Linked DNA regions of Mus musculus: region 2 is linked to region 1. A link is a loop called in an ENCODE intact Hi-C map of the cell type or tissue named here. Cell type or tissue: left cerebral cortex. All regions are shown on one strand. Links, peaks and the distances in the headings refer to the core of each region. The heading gives the core; the rest is flanking DNA.

Region 1 (2,924 bases), core at 244-2,743:
CTACATACAGTGCACCTGGCTGCCCATTTATCCATCACTTCAGCTTTCAATAACAGCTAAAAAGGCTTTCATTTTTAAAGACCCGATGTGTCCTCTTTGGGCCGTGGCTATAAATGTAAAAGCACCCAGAATATTAAGAGTGCTTGGGTTTAGCTTTTTTAAAGAATGAATGCTCTATCATAGAGTGGTTTCTCTACTTACTCTGAAAGTAGCCTGGTCTTAAACTCAATGCATTCTGCTTGGCCTCTGCAGCCTGGTCTTCAGCATCAGCCACATTTCTATGTAGCAATAAAGGCCAGGAGAATAACCAGCAGGATGCATCCTAACTGCATGCTGGTAGCATTTTACTGGCCTCTTTTTAGCTCCAATCAGGTAATTTTGACCTCTTGACCCAGTCAGGTAATTCCATACACATACTGTTGATCTAAGACTTCTGTGCAAAACATTGTTTTCCCTTCACACACTGCTTCTTTACTCTCTCTGTATGTACAGCACATGTTAATGATAAGCACACTAAGTTAGCAGAAGCCACAGATCCGTATTGTCACCTCTCCCACTACAACAGCAAAAGCCTAACATTGATTTTTATAATAAAAAGGCTTAGAAGTCAAATTCAGGGTTTGTTTAAATCAGGAATAGAATGACTAGTCACCAAACGTGGCTTGGTCTTCGCTCAGAATTCAAACTCCTAAATAACTTTCCTGTATTAATTTGGTCTTAAGTTTGAGGAAATAAAATAATTACATAGTTAAACATAGATCCTTATGCAAACAAGTGCTGTATTTACAATGTACCAATCCATTTACTTAAACCACAGGCATGAGAGGAACCCAGGAGACAAGCACTCACCATTGGCCTACAGTAGCAGTGAGCATCCTATTTCAATTTGCTCAGAAAACAATGGTTTACCACCCTAATGTCAGGGCAAACCAACAGTAAATACCTAGTTGATACTTCTAGCCAGTGGTACCATTTGCACAGTCTTGGACCTGGACAGTTAAATACTGGCTCGGTCCTTTGAAAAGAAACCTTCAAGATTCCATGAATATGGCTTGTTTTCTGACTTGGTCACTTTACAAATAGTTTAAGAGTTGTTTGATGCAACATTTTTTTCGAACCACCTCTGAGTTAAAAGGGATAAATGTGTTGTATTACGAACAAAACAATACTTAATGTCATGTTAAACACCATCTCCCAATTAGGAGCTACACAGAATGAAAGGCCTACCCAATCAAGCTGTAATAACTCTACAGGGATGGTCACACACCCATTTCTTCTTTAACTCATACAAACAACACCCATTTCCTCCTTAACTCATACAAACAACACCCATTTCATCCTTAACTCATACAAACAAAAGGAAAAGCTCTTCTCAAGTACCAAGAACAGCCAAAAAGCTAGCCAGACTTTTCTTGAGAGGAGGGTTGATCAGGATTTGACATACCTTCAGTTCCCTGAAGAAGATACTACTCCTGGCCCACTCAACAATGGAGAACAGGGTCTGGTCCGCCATTTTGCATAAAAGCCCAAATGCGCTCAGCTTTTCTTGCCTGTTTCGGTTACTCTGCTCTTGCTGGAGGTAAGCCATGATCTTCGCTTGAACTTGAGGCTCATCTGGTTCACACTTCAAAAGTTCCAGTATCAGGTGTGGGATGCTGGCCGGGGAGTTTGTCTGGTAACCATCCATGTAGGAGTAACCCATCATTGACTCAGGTGAGCTGGAGTAGGGGTCTGGGTACTCAGACTTGATGGCCCGACTAGGAAAGTGACCATAGGGTTGGTAACCATGCAGGCTGCTGTGAGGTGGCATTGTCATGCTAATGGGAGATGTGACAAAGGGACTTCTGTCATAGTCTGTCGGAGGCAAGGCTACATGGCTCAGAGGTAGGCCTTTGGAGGCGGAATGAATGTTCTGAATTGCAGAGGTCAGGTCTGAGGGCATTGCTTGGATCACCTGAGACATGGCTTCCAGCTTAAGTCCATTGGCTCGAATGAGGGCTTTCTTCTGCTGCTTCAAAGCCCTGTCTCTCTTGTACATTGGCCCAAACTTATTTCTGCCCCCTCGCATGCGGTCGGCTCTTACGGCTGTAAGGAAGAGGAGGGGCATAGAATATATAAGGGAGTCAGTCGTGCTCTGAAAGAGCTTGAGGAAATGGAAAATGTTGACAATTGAAGTACGTGTGCGTGTGCGTGTGCGTGTGTGTGTGTGTGTGTGTGTGTGCATTTTACTGTGATAGTCCACAGAGATTCCAAAAAGATAAATGTCTTTCTTATGAATTCTCTCCTTCAAGGGGGTTGTTAATCAAAAACATATTTTGGGTACCCAAGAAAGCATTAGCCCTGTGTGGACTAGAGACATTTCACAACAGATATTTAATATTGGGGGGGGGGTGGTGAGAGAGATTTTCTTTCTGGGTGTGCCAGCTTCTAGTATACATACTCTGTCATGATTCTGGTGGAAAACAACATTGTGTATACTGTGTATCTGCATGTGTGTGTTGGAACTAGGGTTCTTCCTTTTTTTTTTTTTTAAGAAAAAGAGAATCAACCCCATTTCTGGATTAAATGCTTTTTCTTACAACATCTTCCTCAATCCTAGTTATCTGGGGCTACTCCATTAAAAAGGTTAGGTGGGGGCTCTTCTTGAAAAGCCCCGTCTCACCTGTACTTTGTGAATACACATCAGAAAAGCACTAGGCATGCACTGAATTGAAGTGGAATTAGATACAATTAAAACAAAGTCCTTTCCAAAGTTGTCCCGAGGCTCTTCTGTGCCACAGTTGTGTGGAATCAGGGCCAAGCCTAGTAAGTTAGTCAGAAGGGCCCTTCGAGGCCACCCACAGTGGCCAATGGTAATTAGACAGAACCCAGCAACCTCTGACAACTTGGTACACCGAGATTGCTGGAGGTCAAGTTTTTTGAGC
Region 2 (2,924 bases), core at 121-2,620, 94 kb before region 1:
TACAATGTCTTTCATATGAATCCTTTGATTCATACAGCCTTTGATTCACAGTTTGCAGTACAAATACCCTGATATATCATTTATTTGCTATTAGGTATTTAATTATTATGCTTTTAAAATTCAGTGTCTTTAAACCAAGTTTATAATTAGCATTGCTTGGAGCAGTTCAGAGTATTGTGTTTCTGTCATCGTCCTCCTCTTCTCCTTCCAGTCTGTGTTCCTAGAGCAAGCTTCCAGGGGTGGGGACTTAGGCTCTTTTGGCATGCAGCATCTCAATGAGGAGGTTATTATAGGGCACATCCCCGTTCACGTGCTTATAGTACAGGTAGTCTTCTGCCTGCTTGCTGATTGCCCGGATCTCGGGTAGCCGAAGAAGTAGCTGTCCGAATTTCTCAGTCTGTTGTGGGTAGTTGCAAACCGTGTAGTCCAGCAGGGCGGCATTCACCTGCTCTTGGACACCTTCCACCAGCTGCAGGTTCTCCAGGTTCTTCACATCTGCATTGAAAAAAGGAAAAAGGAAAGACAAGACTTCACTTGGCTGTATTTTCCTTTTGTATTTCTATTTACTGAAGCAATGTTCAGTGCATGGATGGCTGTCTTTTCCTCTCGATAGAAAGCATACTTTATATACTGTTGAATATTCAGGAAGCCCCCGTTTACCAAGCTTCCAGGGAAAAGGAGCGCAAAAGAGCTTTGCAAGACTGTCTTGTTGAAATTCTGCATATACCTCAAATCAATTAGACACCAATGGATTTTGAGCAAGGTCAACTCTTCTTATGTCTTACAAAAGGAAAGGCTTGAGGATTCTTAAAGTAGAGGGATCATAATATATTGCTAGCAAATGAGTCCCTAGAGAAAGACCGATCTTAAACCAGTATATTACACAATTCATATAATTCTGTATTAATTTTTCTGACCCAAGGTGAAATCTGTGTCCAGGGTGTGATGTAGTTAATTCTAATAAAAAGTGACAGGGTTCTTGTTTCTGTTTGACATTTTCTAAATGATTCTGAAAGCCTTTGACTTGTCTAGCCTATGCTAATGAACCATCTGGTACACTCCAGTGACTGCCAACTGAAGGCTTGCTACTGGAAACTCGCTCAAATATATATCTCAGTGACTAATGATCTTTATCAAATGGAAAGCCTTGTCCTTTAGGCAGAATACAAGCCAGGATGCTTGGTGCCCTTTAACCTCAATGCAGTTTCTAAGTCTGACTCTTCTTTTTTTTCCCCCTGGTCCTGGGTCACGGATATGAAGAAGCCGGACATGGGCAATTCATCCTGCCTAACTCCCCGTGAGCATCCAATTTTCAGACATCTGCCCTTGAGGTCCTTCTACATATTGGATAAGAAAGAGATGCGGTGTCACAAAAGTCAAATGCTCGGACAAATACACTCAGATGATGGGCAAGGGAAAGATGGAATTTTACTTCTGGAGTTGATTTATGTCCGTTACATAACTTTTATTCAAAGTGTGTATAGAAGCTGCTGGAAAAAAATACACAGCTGTGTTTATAGATATTCCTGCATAGAAAGTAAACAAATAAAAGCCACCTTCATCCTTTTATTTTCTGGCAAAAATAAACAAGATTCTGAAGTAAACCAAATGAGCAAAATTAGTGAAAGTTTAAATGTCCTAGATGAAAGGTGACTGTTGCCATAGTAACTCATATCCAATAGTTTAGGTGCCATTACAATAGCCTATGCGTGCCTGCCTGTGTTCCTCTTGCCTCATCTCTTGATATGTGCCTCTGAAATATTTTCAGGGGGCTTTGAATGTTTTTATCTGTACTAAGCAGCTTCTCTCTATTATTAAGTCTCTGGTCAGATTCAAACCAACAAGGAATCGGTAAGAAGTAGATACATCAAGTGAGAGAGAGAGAAAAGTCTTAGTTCAAAGTGAGAGAGATCCAAAAATGTGTGATTATCTACTGAGTGGGACAGCCAGTCACATGTCACTGTACCCTTTGTGGCACCTGACACTTGACACACATGGCAGTTTGTAGCTAACCAAATACTTCCATCTTATGTGAAATATTTTTAAAGTGAGTTTACACGACTTATAAAAACATTTACCAATATGTCTGTGATCCGGCGTTCTGCTTGGTTCAAAATTATCAAATGTAAATGATCAGAAATACCTTCAATATGCTCTGCCTCAGTAGGAAGTCTTGTTACAGTAATTTAAAGATAACTATAAAATATATGAAGTGAAGCCAAGTGTGGGGGTTCATGTCTTTAATCTTAGCACTCAGGATGCAGAGTTGGAGGCCAGCCTGGTCTATAACGGAGTGAGCCCTAGCCATCCAGAGCTACATAGAGGAAACCCCATCTCAAAAAATAAAACAAAACCCAATATATCCATATGGAATGGGCTATCAATTCACATGACAGTGACAGATGTGCATGAGGAAGACAAGCTGGCCACAGAGACTAGTAAGGAGGATGAAGTAGAAGATAAATGAGTAGTGTTTTAGAAAAGTTGTTTCAAAAACAATTATAAAACAATAGTTGTATACTCCTAGACTGAGCATTTATAATTCTCAGAGTATCATTTGTACTAACTTCCAAAGACACTGCTCTAAACTGGTATTCTTTGAAAAGCTCAAATCATTTGAAGTGTTCCATACAGGGGGAAAGTTTCATATTAATTATTTTGGCCATGACTAAATTATCTCTTTAAGCTGCTTCAATGAATTTAGCATTATGGATAATAAAATGCACATACTGTCAATTGTCCCAAAGACTTCTAAATTGATACTACTGGTAAAGATTCTGATAGGTGTGGTGGCCCACATGTAATCTTGCTACATTAAAAACCAGGACAGTGAAGTCCATTCAGGCGAGGGGAAGAGAAAGGAGGGCATGGTAGGTTAGCTGGTTCTCCCTTGCTGGCGAGCAGTTGCCGCATCATTGCACTCT

The links. Hi-C counts contacts between places; a loop is a spot of excess contacts. Peaks named below come from ENCODE experiments on the same cell type or tissue, not always from the same donor. Only the 100,000 strongest peaks of a DNase experiment are listed, where the experiment ranks them.
Region 2: it touches region 1 in a loop (16-fold over the local background); 6 of 42 quality-filtered maps call a loop at or near these places.

The regions. Positions count from the first base shown.
Region 1 is chr1:136,938,965-136,941,888 of GRCm38, forward strand. Nr5a2 (nuclear receptor subfamily 5, group A, member 2) reads right to left here. Exons shown (of 9, transcript NM_030676.3): 6 at 1,445-2,085. Among named protein-coding and RNA genes, the nearest start is that of Nr5a2, 20 kb to the right of the region's middle. In left cerebral cortex, for the core only: no CTCF peak of the experiment used is centred there; no DNase peak of the experiment used is centred there.
Region 2 is chr1:136,845,216-136,848,139 of GRCm38, forward strand. It overlaps Nr5a2 (nuclear receptor subfamily 5, group A, member 2), which reads right to left. Exons shown (of 9, transcript NM_030676.3): 9 at 1-495. The coding sequence ends at 248. Among named protein-coding and RNA genes, the nearest start is that of Nr5a2, 110 kb to the right of the region's middle. In left cerebral cortex, for the core only: no CTCF peak of the experiment used is centred there; a DNase peak (open chromatin) is centred at 1,072.